Regions from separate parts of the Homo sapiens genome. Here region 1 is linked to region 2. A link is an interaction called in ENCODE POLR2A ChIA-PET data of the cell type or tissue named here. Cell type or tissue: MCF 10A. All regions are shown on one strand. Each heading gives the region's core, and the rest is flanking DNA. Links, peaks and the distances in the headings are about the cores only.

Region 1 (11,651 bases), core at 3,597-8,596, 58 kb after region 2:
GTCTAAACTATTCGTTTGGAACTGGCAGACTTACCTCTAAGCTGTGTTTACATATCACTTTACATAATGTTGAGAAAAACTACGTCTATAATATTAATACTTGTCCATGTCAAAGAATGAAGGAGGTGGTTGTCAATGGTAATGATGGGGGCGCCAAAGTCCATTCACATCATCCCTACATGCTACCATTTTTCTTTCCTATGAAAATGAAATTGTAATGAACAATGTGACCAATGAAAGGTGATTTCTTAACATTTTGCTTGGGGTCTTTGAGTGTAAAGCTATGTTAACTGCAGAACAGTAACGTAAATTTGGGTTTATTAATATCATTAAGGTAAACCTATGAATTTGCCTTTGAACAAAATACAAGGTCATAAAATTGATTATAATGAAACAAAACTATAGTGACAGAAAGCAGATCAATAGTTGCCTGAAGACGGAGGAGGGAGGCGGGAGAGATTATACAGGAACATACAAATTTATAATTCACAATTATAAAGTTATAATTCAGCTTTATAATAAAGTTTTGACATATATATTCACTTGTAATCTCTCTTCCCTCCTCTCTCTACAGGCAACTATTGATCTTCTTTCTGTCACTATAGTTTCGTTTTCATTTGTTTCCGTTTACTGTATAAATGGAATGTACTCTTTTTTTGGGGGAGCCTGACTTCTTTAACTCAGCATGATTATTTTGAGATTGATCCACATTGTTGGGTATATCTATGGCTCATTCCTTCTTATGGCTAAGTAGTATACCCTTGTATGGATATGCTGCAATTTGTTTACCTATACACCTGTTGATAGATATTTGAGTTGTTTCCAACCTGGGCTATTATACACAAAGCTGCTATAAACATGCATGGGCAAGTATTTGGACCTATACCTTCTTTTCTGTAAATACTTAGGAGTGAAATGGCTGGATCATATGGTAAATATATGTTTGACAGTTTGAGAAACCATCAAACTGATTTTCAAATTAGTTGCACATTTTACATTCCCACCAGCAATATATGAGTTTTTCCAGTTGCTCAGCATCCTTGCCAACACCTGATGGGGAGAGTCTTTTTAATTTTGGCCATTCTGGTGGTTGGGGACTGGTATCTCATCGTGGTTTTCATTTACATTTCCCTTATGATTAATGATGTTGAACATATTTTCATATGCTTGTATGCCCTCCATATATCTTTTTTATTGTTGAAATGTGTGTCTAAATATCTTGCCAATTTTTAAATTGGGTTAGTTGGCTTGGAAAAAACACTCCAGGCAGTTAGGACACCTGAGTTCTATTTCTAGATCTGGTCCCAGTGTTGCCATACTATTTGACCACAGATTTCTTGCCTCTCTCGACCCTTTGCAAATGAGGTTAAGCCCACTGCTCTGTAAGTCTTCTTTAAGAGTCAAGTTATTTGTTGGGTATATGTTTTGGAAATATTTTCCCTGAGTTTGTGGCTTGCCTTTCTTAGTAGCATTTTTTAAAGAGAAAAAGTTTTAAATTTTGATTAAACCCAATTCATTAATTTCTTTCTCTTATAGTTTATGCTTCTTGTGTCATATTTAAGAAATCTTTTCCAAAGCCAAGATCACTAAGATTTTTAAAAGATGTTTTATAATTTTATAATTTTTAATTGTAGCTCTTACATTTAGCTCTATATTCCATTTAGAGTTACTTGTGGTATATGGTATAATGTGGGGGTTGAGGTTACTTTTTATTTTTTCATGTGGCTGATGGTTTCAGCGTTATTTGTTGAAGATATTATCCTTTCCTCATTGAATTGCCTTGGCACCTTTGCCAAGAATCAATTGACTATATGTGTGCGTGTGTGCATATACATATGTGTATGTATACATATACATGTATATGTGTATATATATGTATGTATGTCTAATGCTGGGTTCTCTCTTATGTTTCATTTTTGCCCATCTTTAGACCAGAACCTCTCCTGATTACTATAGCTTATGATAAGTCTTGAAACCTTGTAGTGTAAATCCTGTATCTTTGTTCTCTTTTTCTCTCTTTTGTTATATGGTAGATTGTTTGCTTTTCCATATTCAGCATTAGCTTGCCATTTTCAGACAAAACCCTGAAGGGATTTTGATTGTGAATGCATTGAATTTAGACATCGGTTAGGGGAGAATGAACATCTTAACAATATTAAGTCTTCTAATCCATGAAGATGGTATACCTCTCCATTTATTTGGATCTCCTTTTATTTCTCCCAGTAAAATATCTGGTTACAATAACTGGTTACAAAAATTAGTTGATTATAAACTATTATGAAAATGTATTTTTGAAATCAAGGTCTGTATTTCCTCTTAAGAAGCAATAGACTAGAACTGCCTCAGAATAGAGGGAGGCCAAAATATGTGGGGGCTGCATGAAGTTGTGCCTTTGCTCATAGAACTTTTAAAGAGGAAAAGTTTTTAATTTTGATTAATTCCAATTCATTAATTTCTTTCTTTTATAGTTTATGCCTTTTGTGTTATTCATTCTTACAATAAATGGTATCCTCCTCCCTCAAACTCATAATATCATTTTATATCACCTTAACAAGAGATTACAGATATGTTCAACAATGACTGTCATTCACCAACTTTGTTTTCATTAAAAATTCAATGAAAAGATTACATATGAGTAAGATATATATATATAGCATGTTAGTATTATTTTAGGCTTTCTTTAAAAAAAACATCATTAAAAAGTGATCACAGACTTCCACTATTTTAAAAGTTATAACCTATGTCAATAAGGTTTACTTTTAAAATTCAATGTGATGTTTGGGCATCTCTAACTGAGGCTATTGTAAAAGGTGATAATGTTCAGATGGGTGAGGAAGAATGGAAACTTCTGATGCAGCAGGTGGGTGGATGACAGCCTCTCAAGTGGAGGGATAGGGCACCACATCCATAAGAAGAGGGGGGATAAGAAGAACGGCATATAAAATCATGGAACTTGAGGGTAGAAGGGGATCTTTAAAAGTCACTCAGTCGGCCAGGTACAGTGGCTCACACCTGTAATCCCAGCACTTTGGGATACCAAGGCGGGCAGATCACCCGAGATCGGGAGTTCAAGACCAGCCTAACCAACATGGAGAAACCTCGTCTCTACTAAAAATACAAAATTAGCTGGGCGTGGAGATGCATGCCTGTAATCCCAGCTACTCGGGAGGCTGAGGCAGAGAATGGGGTGAACCTGGGAGGTGGAGCTTGCAGTGAGCCAAGATCGCTCCACTGCACTCCAGCCTGGGAGACAGAGCGAGACTCTGGCTCAAAAAAAAAAGCAAAACTCCATCTTAAAAAAAAAAAAGATCACTCAGTCAGACTACTCATATTTAAAGGGAACATCTGAAATACCATGGAACAGGACAGAGAAGAGCCTAAGGCAACAGATAAGATCTTGGATTTTTTTTTTTTTTTTTTTTTTTGAGATGAAGTCTCGCTCTGTCACCCAGGCTGGAGTGCAGTGGCGCGATCTTGGCTCACTGCAACCTCTGCTTCCCAGGTTCAAGAGATTCTCCTGCCTCAGCCTCCCAAGCAGCTGGGATTACAGGCGCCCGCCACCACACCTGGCTAATTTTTGTATTTTTAGTAGAGATGGGGTTTCACCATGTTGGCCAGACTGGTCTCAAACTACTGACTTCAGGGGATCTCCCCGCCTCAGCCTCCCAAAGTGCTGGGATTACAGGCGCGAGTCACTGTGCCCGGCCGATCTTGGATGTTCAAATGGCTATGCCAAGGTCTATGTCACAGGCCAGGACTAGACTACTTTATAAGTCACCTTTGTAAAACTAGAAAATAGTGTTCCTGTGGGCCAACACAGATTCACCGGCACTCACCCTGGTTAATGAAGTGTGGGCTAGATTTCAGTCTTCCCTTATCCCCTTGGCTATGTGTATTTATGTAGTTGCACAAAAGCCAAACAAGTGGTCTTTCCATAAGCCAAAGAGAAATCTAGAAACCAGAATTCCTAACTCAGTTGATTTGAGAGTGAGGTGATGAGAGTCAGCACAGTTTAAACCCAGAGGTTTCAACAGAAAATAACTTTTCCAGCAATCAGGTAGAGATCAGAGTGGATAAGACTTGGTGGTGGCATCACAGGATAGAAATCAAGGCACTGTTGATGCAAGATAAGAGTGGAATACAGAAGATGAAATGGAGAACTCTATCTCCAGGGGTCACATTTTGTTGGAGTAACTGAAAGGCTAAAGAACAATGACAAGGGGCAGCTGGGAAACTGTCAGCATCTTAGCCCTCATGAAACTATGCTTTGTCTCTGTATTTCTTTTCCAAAGTTCCCTCCTGCTGAAAGGATATGTTTGAGCTGAGACATGGTGGAGGTGAATGTGTGTTGCAGAGACTGAGAATTGGCCTTTGGTGGGAAAACTAAAGAAAAACCTCCATTTGGAATTGCTTGAACCCAGTGGGTGGAGGTTGCAGTGAGCCAAGATCGCACCACTGCACTACAGCCTGGGCGACAGAGCAAGACTCCATCTCAAAAAAATAAAAAAAATAAAAAAAAAAAGAAGAAAAGAAAAAACCTCCATTTGATTTTGATTTTGAATGATAGCAAAAAGGAATAAATTTGGCTTCCACCAGACATGAAACAGGATATATCTTCTTAATTTATTCACTTAAGTCCAATGTTGTTTTTAAGGTCTGGACAAATAAACATACAACTTTGTATCAGTATATTAGAAGTATGTTGTGTAAGATCAGGAAAGAACTTAAGGAAATGTGGAAAGCATTCAACCTCTAAATCAGCATATACATTGCTACTATTACTTTCCAAGGAAAAACAGAATTTAGGTTTTTTTTAAAAAACTTATGTAACCATTGATTATGACCTCAGGGACTTTGGAATAACTACAGAAGGGTCATCTAGGTTTTTTAACTGTCATCAAAGCTTTGCAAATAGTTTAAAAAGACATTGAGGCAAATTTAGGGTATTTTACTTTATTACCAGAATTAACTCTATAACATATGACTTTTCAAATTAAAACTATCCTAATGTAAACTCTTTGCAATTTTAAGAATTAGAATTTCAATTATTGAATTACTGAAAAGTTCATTTGGTTTTCTTAAAGTCTGGCCGTTAACCCCAATCTCGCAAGATGGCACTTTACAATACAGATTCTGTGGTTAAAAATGTTTGAGAAACACTGGATACTCTTGTGAGGGAACATGAAACACATTAGCCCATTAAAAGCTCTGCAGTAAGGGAAATTTTTAAAACTTTAACCAAGAGAGTTTCCCAAAGTTATGTGGCTATAGTATGCCTTCTTAAAGTAAAATTTTCATTTATTGACCATTGTTCTAGTTATAGATTGCTGCTTACTAAACATTCCTAAAATTTAGTGGCTTAAATGAACAGCAATCTTTTTTTTTAGTTCATGAATCGGCAATTTGGGCGGGGCTCAGTAAGAATGCTTGTTTCTTCTCCACATGGTGTCAGCTCACGTAGCTTTACTCAGGGATGGATGATGAACTTCAGTATGGTTCACTCATATGGCTGGCAAGTTGACATTGACTGTCAGCTGGGAGTTCAACCAGGACTGAGGGCACAGGTCTCTCCATGCGGATGTCTCCATGGGTTGTTTGGGCTTCCTCAGGGCACGGTGGTGGGGTCTAAGAGTGAGTGTTGCAAGTGATGGAAAGTTGAAACAGCTAATGTTTTAAGGCCTGAGTCTGGAAACGGGCACAATATTACTTCTGTTGTATTATATTGGTTAAGCAGCCACGGATCCAAGATGCAAGAGGAAGGGACATTGATCCCTAACTCTTAGTGGGAGGAGTTTCACAGAATGTAGGGGTTGTATGTTAAAATCATACGCACAGGAAAATGCACAGATCACAAGTGCAGAAGCTTTTGACACAATAAACTCACCCATGCACTCAGTATCCAGAAGACCTCCCCTTAGGTCTTCCTCCAGGCATCACCCCCTCATAGGTAACCAATATCTTGACCTACAATACTAAAGATTAGCACAGCCTCAGCTGGATAATTCTTTGTGCTGTCCTGCACATTGCAGAATGTTTAGCAGCATCCCTCATCTTTACCCACCAGATACCAGCAGCATCCCCTCCCCTAGTTGTGACAAAAAAAAAATGTTTCCAGAAATTGCCAAATATCACTGGATTAGAACCTGCACATTTTGCACATGTACCCTAAAACTTAAAGTATAATAATAATAATAAAATAAAATAAATCTATTTGTCTAAATCCCACTTAGTCATTTAAAGTTCCAAGAGATTTTTTCGTCTGTTTTGATTTTGACTGATTCCTCAGTCCCTAGAATACTGCCTGACATATACGAGAAAACTGATGACTATCTGTTGAACAAATGAGAGAATGAAAGATACCAATTCTAAATAGTTATTTAAAGAGTCAGCTCTAAAATATATACTTTTTTTATTCTACCAAACCCGCAATCGCAAATCATTTGGTTCATTTTTGTTAGAAATGATCATTTTATGACAACATTGATATAAAATACAAGAATATATTTGCCTCTAACAGGAATCTATATTGGTTAATTTCCTCCTGTAGCAACATGAAATATGAGTCATGGAAATAGAAAAGATTAGGATTTACCAGACAAATAGGCAGTGTCTCATGACAGTGTTAATAATGTAATAAGCCTCAAATTGTGGTTTGTAATGGTCATGACAGCTTTGTGAAAAAGGAATGCATAGTAACAAAAAGTTTTCATTAAAAACCTAGGAGAGGTACTAGGTCCTGAAAGATTAGAAGGGGGAAGGAGGAAATGTATAAGACAGTAGTAGGGACTTGAGTAGTTATTTCTTTACAGGGGAAACTGAAAATTTCTTTTGCAAAATAGCCTCTGATATTACTCTGAAAAAAAATCTCCACTGTCTCCCCCATTGCCTGTGGCAAGCATTTCCTATCTTACCAGGTAAATTTCTTAAGGCTTACCCCAAGAACAGTGTTCAGTGGAAATAGTGTTCTCCATGAATTTTGATGGATACTGTATGTCCTTCTTTTTGAAATTCCTAACTGCACTTATTTGCTCTTCATTCACCATTATGTCAGAAAAATGAACACAATCACCATATAATGCCACTAAAATTAGGGGCACAATAAAAATCGAATTTTACAACTGCAAAGGTTCTTAGAGATCACATGGTCATTTTGATGAAGCAAACTACTACACATTTATAGTAACTTACCTTAGGAATTACCCCATTGCCTAGGTCATTCTGAATTGTTTCATCTCCTTGAAGACACCTCTGTTAAACATGAAATTCCTGTGTAAGACACAAAGTGCAGAGAAGTTAGTGACTTGCCCAATGTCACAGGGTTAACAAGAGGACAAATAATTTGGAGCTAATGATCAAAATGATCATATCCAAAATATGTCTCATGAAACAAAGAACAAATGTAATACATAAAAGTAGGGGGCAATGGGGTAGCACAGAGGCTTTTATCAAGCCCAAAGTGTCGGTTGCCAGATGATGCTGTGGTTGGGTTACTCTCATTTAGTCAGTGTCTGAGTGAAACACATTTAATATTGACCATTCAAATACTTAAAGTTCAAAAGATGTTAGGGAGTCTAGATTTTTAAACTGGAATTGGAGTACCACTTGTAAAAGAAGGATGTCTATCTAGTTTTTATTTTCTAATTTCCCAAGATTTGGATGCATTAAGCCTTCTCATCGCACTGCCAAATGTTTATGATTCATTTTAGCAGAAGTTACTAGGGATGAGGAGAAGGTGGGAGTATGTGTGTGTAACAGTTCTGTATGACGCAGAAAGAGAAATGAATTAGAAGGGAGGATATTTTTCGATTCCTTTTATGAAATAAAAAAGAGCTTAAATCAGGTGACTTGTTTACTTTTTCTTGTTTTCAAAATAGAAAAAAGAGAGACCCAAAACCTGATTTGGAATTTTCTGAATGACACACAATTCTATTTCAGGAGAATAATTGTCATAATCACAGGTTAGTTACCTTCTTAAAATATCTAAAAAATTCCTTTCTAAAAATATAACTCCACAGGGACAGAAAACTGTATTTACGTCACAGAATACTTGTATATCAAAGGAATTTGCTACTTCCATCTAATCTACACAATAGCATTTAAAGAACTAACTAGTAAATTTATTGTCTAAATAAGGAAGGGGAAAGGAATTGACATGTAATTTCTTTCACTAGGTGTAAAGTTTTATCATTTTCATTTATTCATTCAACAATAATGTATGGAATAGGAAGACACTGGGCTAGATGTAGGAGGTACAAGGATGAGCATGACTGTCCCTGCCCTCTAAATGCTTTCCGTCTAGGAGAAACATACACAGCCTCCCATACATATGCAGATATATACACGCTCACATACAAACACATTCACACATACCCATACACACATATTCGTACACATACACACGTTCACACAATATGTACATGCATGCTCACACATGCATACACCCTCAGTACTATACACTCACACATATACACACATATGTATTAACATATGAACACATATATACATATATATCCACATATACACACTCACATGCATACATACATACATACGTGGGAGCTGAGCTGACAAAGTGGAGACAGTGAGTAGAATGTTTTCAATTTAGAGGAAGGAGAAAGACATAGCATTGGCAACGATCCTGTGAGACGACTATGGCAAAATCTCAAGGAGGCTAAGTAGACCGTCTTAGTGGAGTTGTTAAATACTGGAGAGTTAGGTTTTCCGAGATCTGGATTCAAGTGAAAATCTGCCATTACTACCCGTGAGGCCATAACCAAGTTACATAACTCACTGCCTTAGTTTCCTCTCTTTTACATAGGGATTATCATAGTACCTATTTCATGAGGTTGCCATGAGGTTTAAATGAGATGATGCATGTAAACCACTAAGCACAATGTACTAAATTTCCATTTATTTATTTATTTATTTAGAGATAGGGTCTCTGTGTTGTCCAAGCTGGAGTGCAGTGGTGCTATCATAGCCCGCTGCAGCCTCAAACTCCTGGCCTCAAGCTCCCGAGTAGCTGGTGCATAACATCACACCCAGCTAATTTTATTTTTGTAGAGACGAGGTCTTGCCATATTGCCCAGGCTGGTCTTAAACTCCCGGCCTCAAACGATCCTCCTGCCTAGGCCACCCAAAGTGCTTGGATTACAGGTATGAGCCACCGTGCCCAGCCTAAATTTCCAGTTTGTGATGATATCCTTATTATTACCAGAGAAGATTATTTACCAGGTAAATTGTGAAGATAGTATTCCTCTCACCAAGCTGCTTAGTGAGAAAATATTAAACTATTTTTAAGGTGGGTAGAGCCAAAAATTATGTATTAAATGAATTTATTTGCATACCAAAGTATAATCCAAAAAAATTTTTTAAAAAATGAATACATGATCGCTGCTTCATCTTTACTTTTAAAGTTCTAAAAATTCAGGAAAGCCAAATTATCATTTATAAATAACACAAACATCTACATGTCATGGCCTTCACTGGGAATATCTGATCTGACTAAATGACATCACACCCAGTGTTACTAAGTAATTTCTGTGGCTATAACTTCATGGTGAAAATATATAAGCTATTATTAACTCTGTGATCATTTCATCAAAGTATGTTAGACTTGCTCATGTCATTTATAGAATACTGACAAACATTATTTGATATTATTCGTTGATATGATTAGGCAATTCATAAAATAAGAAATAAAAGTGGCCAATATACAAATGGAAAAGTATTACATCATTAATAATCAGATAATTCTAAATTAAGATAAGTTATTTTGGGGCTATTAGCTTGGTAAAGATTAATGGATAGGCCAGGTGCGGTGGCTCATGCCTGTAATCCCAGCTCTTTGGGAGGCCGAGGTGGGCAGATCACTTGAGGTCAGGAGTTCGAGACCAGCCTGGCCAACATAGTGAAACCCTGTCTCTACTGAAAATACAAAAAATTAGCCAGTTGTGGTGGCAGGCGCCTGTAATCCAAGCTGCTTGGGAGGCTGAGGCAGGAGAATTGCTTGAACCCAGGAGGTGGAGGTTGCAGTGAGCCGAGATCATACCACTGCACTCCAGCCTGGGTGACAGAGCAAGACTCTGCCTCAAAAAAAAAAAAAAAAAAAAAAAGATGGATAATACCTTGTTGCTATTGAGGGTGTGGTGAAATTTGACACTCTCATATGTCAACATTTTTCTTTTTCTTTTTTTCTTTTTGAGACAGGGCCTTGCTCGGTCACCCAGGCTCATGTGCAGTGGCACGATCGTGTCTCACTGCAGCCTTGACCTCCTGGGCTCAAGTGATCCTCCCTCCCGTCTCAGTCTCTCATGTAGCTGGGACTACAGGTATGAGCCACCATGTTTGGCTAATTTTTTTATTTTTTGTAGAAATGAGGGTCTCACTATATTGCCCAGGCTGGTCTGGAACTCCTGGGCTCAAGCAAACCTGCTGGCTCAGTCTCCCAAAGCGCTGAGATTAGAGGCATGAGCCACCATGTTTGGCCACCAATCTTTTTAGAGGCCAGTTAGGCAATACAGAGCAAAAACATTTTTAATATGATCTTTGACTCATCAATTCCACTTCTTGAATTGTGTCTTCAGGGAATATAATCAGACAAATACACAAAGATGCTTGTATATGCACACTAACTGTGGAATTGTTTATGATGACAAAAAAATTGGAAACTACCTAGATGCCTGTCATGCCTGTCAATACAGAAATGCTTAAATAAATTATGGTATAGTTAGACACTAGAACTCTGTGCAGCTATTAAAAAAGGATTAGACAGATCTATTTGGGATGGCTTGGAAAGATGTCAACGATCTGTATTGGATGATGCCAGTTTTATATCTTAACAGATATACATGCGGCCAGGTGCAGTGGCTAACACCTGTAATCCCAGCACTTCGGGAGGCCGAGGTGGGCAGAATACTTGAGGTCAGGAGTTTAGGGCCAGCCTGGCCAACATGGCAAAACCCTGTCTCTACTAAAAATACAAAAAATTAGCCGGGCTTGGTGGTGTGCGCCTGTGATCCCAGCTACTCAAGAGGCTGAGGAGGAGAATTGCTTGAACCCAGGTGGTGGAGGTTGCAGTGAGCCGAGATCACACCACTGCACTCCAGCCTTGGCGACAGACGGAAACTTCATCTTAAAAAATATATATATATATATATTTATATATATATATATATACACACATACACATACATACACACAGAAAAAAACATATATAGGCCTAACTTTTTCAAAGTAGCTTTATTGAGGTATAATTTACAAAGCATATAATTCACCCATTCTAAGTGTAAAATCATCACCATAATCTAGTTATAAAACCCTTTTTTATTGTCCCCCAAAATTCTCTCATGCTCATGGGCTTAACTTTTTTTATTTGGCCATGTATTATGTTATTAAAAGGAAAAGCTTTTACAAGAGGCTCATTTCCATTTCTTTTTTTCATAATATATGAAAAAATTTATGATAATATTTCTATTTCTTTTTTTTTTTTTTTGAGACAGGGTCTAGCTCTGTCGCCCAGGTGAAGTGCAGTGGCACGATCTCAGGTCACTGCAACCTCCGCCTCCCAGGTTCAAGCGATTCTCCTGCCTCAGCCTCCCGAGTAGCTGGGATTACAGATGCATGACACCACACCCGGCTAATTTTTGTATTTT
Region 2 (5,000 bases), core at 1-5,000:
TCAGCAAACTCGTGAGACTGGGGAGGTCCAGGGCGCCTGGATTGCTGCGGAGGGAAAGTTTTAAAGAGCTCTGCAGAAAACCATCACCTTTGTTCCTTTTTGGTGTATAAAAACCAGAAAATTAGCTAGAAAATGCAACACTATATTGGAGTTTGTTTTTCATATACAGAGTAATATATACAGGGAACATCATGTGGTTGTTTAAAATGATGAGGCAGAACTACAGGAACTAAGATATTCATGACAGATTAGGAGAAAAAAGTCAAACTGCAGAACAGCATGTAAGGTATGGTCCTATTTTTATATAAAAAAAATGGAAACCCACAAAATCTATGGGTGAATATTCATGCTTGTGTAAGCACAGAAGAAACTAATTTAAAAAGACACACATTGGCTTATGAACATTGGTAATCTCTGGGGAATGGTCCTGAGGCAGGAGACAGGAAAATGGAGAATTTTCACTTTTTATATGAGTCTATAGTTGTGCTTTTAATATACTTTTTTGAATATATAATATATTCATGTTAAAAAACATTAAAGGATACACAGTAAAGTCTCCTTTCTGTCCCCTTCCTGTCCTATCCTCCGGTCCCCACCCCCGAGGGAGCTGCTGTTACCGGTTCTCTGTGTCTCCTCTCAGAGTTCTTTTATGCACATATTAGCAAATATGCACACATTCTCATTCCTCCTGGGTTTTCTCCCCTATAAAAAAGTAAAATCATCCCTGGTTGAGAATGACCGGTGCAGGTTTTTTTAAAACAGGTTTTTGATTATGACGTGCTATGGTATCATATTTTGATTATGAGGTGACTTGGTGCATTTTTCTTCAGGTTTCTTGCCTTGGGGTTCATTGAGCTTCCTGGATCTGTGAGTTTAAAGTTTTTATCAAACTTGGAAAAATGTCAGGCATTATTATTTCTTCCAAGTGTTTTTCTCTGCTCCTGCCTCCACTCCTCCTTCAGTGACTCCAATTACACCCATAATTTCCTCACGACAACCCTAGGACATCTGTGCTATTATTCTCTTCATGTTACAGTTGAGGAAATTGAAGCATAGAGAGGGTTAGAGGGCTTGCCCAGAGCCCCACAGTGCATAGGTGGATGATTCGGGATTTGAACCTAGGCCGATCCCAGCATCTGGGCTCAGCTGCTTCAGTTTTCTGCCGTGGTCACGTGCTCAGCAGTGATAAGTCACCACTTACCTTAGTGCCTCTTCTTTCTCTAGGGCTGAGCTGTGAAAAGGCTGGTCATAAACTTTCCTGTAGATAGTGGGCAGCTCAAGCATCCTTGCAATTTGAATGTTCCACACTGGGTCGTCCACTTTATCTAACAAGTGACCAGAAAAAAGATGCTACAGAAATTACAAATTACATTGAGATCAATTCTTTCCCAGGCCCAAACTGCTGCTAAGACAACAGTAAATGAGGTGCTGGGTGGGCCTCCTTCCTTGTGAGTGCCCAGGGATCACAGTCTAGATGCACTAAATGGCTCCCAGTCATCCTGCATGAGGGAATGCGATGCCCTAAGTGTCATGGGCTTGGCCAGGGCCAAGGAACCAGGAAAGCACATCAATGTATTGATTCGTCTGCTCCTCTGGTGGACAGCAGGGGCTGTCCTTGAGATTTCCAACTGAAAACCAGCCAGCACGTGCAAAGGGAAGATGATGGGGAACTGTCATATTTCTGATTAGCTGTTTTCATTTAAAGTTAATGGACTTAATGGTATTCAAGAAATTTCTGGCCAGGCACAGTGGCACACGGCTGTAATCCCAGCACTCTGGGAGGCTGAGGTGGGCGGATCTCTTGAGCTCAGAAATTTGAGACCAGCCTGGACAACATGGCGAAACCCCATCTCTACAAAAAATTAGCTGGGTGTGGTGGCGCATGCCTGTAGTTCCAGCTACTCAGAAGGCTGAGGTGGGAGAATCTCCTGAGCCCAGGAATTTGAGGCTGCATTGGGCTGTGACTGTGCCACTGCATTCCACCCTGGGCAACAGTGTAAGACTCTGTCTCAAAAAAAGAAAAAAAATAAAGAAAAAATAAAGAAATTTCCATTATTTTGAAGAATATTCATATTTTGCCCTAATGGATTGACATTCTGAACTTGAAAGTGCTTTGGAAACTCTACTATGTCATCCAAATAAACTTGCCAACCATATATAAAGTAAATAATTCATTTTCTTTCCCAACTTATAATTAGCTGTCTTCAAAATAAAAGTAAGAAATGCTGATTTTCTAAAGAAAGCATGTTAAACAATGTAATTCACTCATTAAATAGAGTTATACCTTAACTGAACTTTTTGAAAGTTTGACTTCCAGCTGAACAAGAGGTTTACTGGACGCACATCCAGAAAAACCACCAATTTGGTAGAAATATCTTGTGCTTACAGTAAGTGGTGGCATGAATCTCTCGCTCTTCTCTGTATGTGCGGATACTGCCTCTGACTCGGATCGTGTCCCCGATCTCTATCTTTGTTTTCTGCTCAATGGTCTCTTGTAGCTTCTTAAGTTGTGAGGTTAAGCTGAGCTCTCTTGCTGCACTTGGAGCAGCTGTAGTTGTTTAGAGCCAGAGGGAAAGAGAAAAAGTTATAACACAATCACTCTACCACATCTGTGAGACAGTTTTAGGGTAAGACCAACACAATATGCTTATTTATTCTACTTCTGAGTAATTGTTCTACTGTTGGAAATCCACATAACCTTTTGGAGTACTCCACTGAGAACAAGGTATAAACTGTAATTATTCAAGAGCGGGGTGAAAGGAACGGAGTCTAGACTGAGGTCCAGCGGGCAAGTTCCGACAGGCTCCAGGGCCTTCTTTCCTGCCCTGCATCACCAGTGCAGTCAAAGGGCTCTGCATGGCCTTGAGACAAATTCTGTACAATGAGTTCAGCTGGGCGTGGCAGCAATAGCTTTAAACAACCTTTCAAATGTCCTTGCGAGGAGACTTGTCCCATCTGAGTGCTCAACATCCCAATTTCTCACCTCTCATCTCTGTTGGGAAACTAGGCTAATCTCTCTGTCTCTCTCTCTCTCTCTCACACACACACACACACACTCTCTCTCTCTCTCACACTTTCTCCACTTTCTCTCTCTCATACCACTTAAAACTATAAACTCGAGCAACTTTATAATGAAAAAAACCCAATGTACACTCAATTCTAAATAACTTCTATCACTATTTTACTTCCAAATTGTATTAGTTAAGTAAGAAGAATCGTCACGAATGTCTGGGTACTATAGATGCTGTTCTAAGGAGTTTACAATGTATTAGCACATTTAGTCCTCACAACCACTCCTGCTCATTATTAGTCCCATTTTAGAGAGGAAACTGAGTCACAGAGAGGTCAAGCAACTTGCCCAAAGTAGAACAGCTAGTTAGAGACAAGGCTGGAGTTTGAACCCAGGCAGTCTCTAGCTCCAGAGCCATCCCACTTATCCTTTATTCTCTGCTGCCTGCCCCAGGAAGATACTCACATTTCCCAGTTACGGCTGGTGGGTGTAAAAGACTATGTATTCTGTTTTCCTGTCTAGCATAATTTCAAATACACATATGTATCCAAAGAAGCTACACAGCCAAGCATTTTATGTTTATTAGAGACAGGGTCTCACTATGTTGCCCAGGCTGGAATTGAACTCCTGGCCTCAAGCAATCCTCCCACCTCAGTCTCTTGAGTAGCTGGGATTATAGGTACAGTTTTATAAATTTTTACTTTCGTTTTTTTCACTAGCACTGTATGGGGGCAGTATAGCTCAGCCATCGGCATTTTGGCTACTGGAGTCAGAAAGACCTGACGTGAATCTCAGTTTACCTCCTACTAGCTGTGTAATCTTGGGCAGGCTGCTTAACCTGCTTAACCTCACTGTGCCTGTTTCCTTTCTACACTTACGCTTCGGTTTCCTCAATTATGAAATGGATATAACAGTAGAGTCTACCTCATACATAGAGTTGTTGTGCATTATCTAATTGAACACTTACATTCTGCACTTAGCACAATTCCATATTTATAGGAAATAATAAATGTAAGCTATTTGTGATAATGAATAATTAAACCTTCCAGAAAAAGTATCTTGTTTTTTGGGGGTCTTTCTTTGGAGATTATTACTGGATAAAAAATTACAAACTGGTTTACAGTTCATTACATATTGTCAGAATGCTTGCCAGAAAAAAATGATCAAATCTCTCTGTTTTTAGACAACATTGTCAGTAATGCATGCAGGCTCACAACTCCTACACCAGCTTCAGTCATTTGGATTTTTAATACCTTAAAAAATACATAATTATTCCGTACATCTTATTTTGCTTTTAAATTGCAGGAGAGGCTGTGTTTTTACACAAGATGATCTACTCTCTGTATTTCTTTATAGAGAAACCCTTCATCAAAATCAACCTAATATAATTTTGACAACTGTGGCTCTGTAATGTACAGAGGCATTAATTTTCCTTGAACACACCTACTATACCCAGGGAAACAGCAACATAGGGAGCACAGAGAACTCTGTGCATTCAGTGAGTCCAGGTAGGAACCTGGACGCAATCAGCATTACCGCTGCTCAGAGCTTACTGGGTTTCTTCAAAAAATCCCCAACTGCTACTTTTTCAAAAGTAGCAGTTCCTATCCCCAGGCCCTCTTCTACTTAGGCTGAATTTTAAAGGTATTTATAAATCTCATTGTCATTATGCAGACATTATAGGTGATAATAAATGCTTCACATAGCACCACTGAAATGATCAGACTGATGGTTGGTCTGAGAAAAAGAGGCCCACCTTTCACTTAAAGGGTGAGCCAAGTTGCCAAAAGGAGGCTCAAGCTGTGTAATTAAATGAATATAATGAGAAGACTGGAGCCTGACAGAACTTCACTTTCAGTGTCTATTCCATCATGAAAGATAAATCCCCTTTAACATTCGAATACTCAGGGCCAGGAAATCTTAACTTTGCTCATAAGCTAAGTCCAAATGGTACATTCAATGTGACATTTATGAAAGCTAATATTATATT

What was found. ChIA-PET counts read pairs that join two places held together with the same protein. Peaks named below come from ENCODE experiments on the same cell type or tissue, not always from the same donor. Only the 100,000 strongest peaks of a DNase experiment are listed, where the experiment ranks them.
Region 1: POLR2A ChIA-PET joins it to region 2 with 9 read pairs; 16 of 35 experiments call an interaction of 5 or more read pairs at or near these places.

The regions. Positions count from the first base shown.
Region 1 is chr10:103,952,575-103,964,225 of GRCh38, forward strand. LOC102724351 (a long non-coding RNA gene) reads right to left here. Exons shown (of 5, transcript XR_007062282.1): 2 at 7,189-7,266; 3 at 5,885-5,972. Among named protein-coding and RNA genes, the nearest start is that of SLK, 8.7 kb to the right of the region's middle. In MCF 10A, for the core only: no CTCF peak of the experiment used is centred there; no DNase peak of the experiment used is centred there.
Region 2 is chr10:103,897,676-103,902,675 of GRCh38, forward strand. It overlaps STN1 (STN1 subunit of CST complex), which reads right to left. Exons shown (of 10, transcript NM_024928.5): 5 at 2,387-2,548; 6 at 1,202-1,325; 7 at 1-44. Among named protein-coding and RNA genes, the nearest start is that of STN1, 18 kb to the right of the region's middle. In MCF 10A, for the core only: no CTCF peak of the experiment used is centred there; a DNase peak (open chromatin) is centred at 2,836.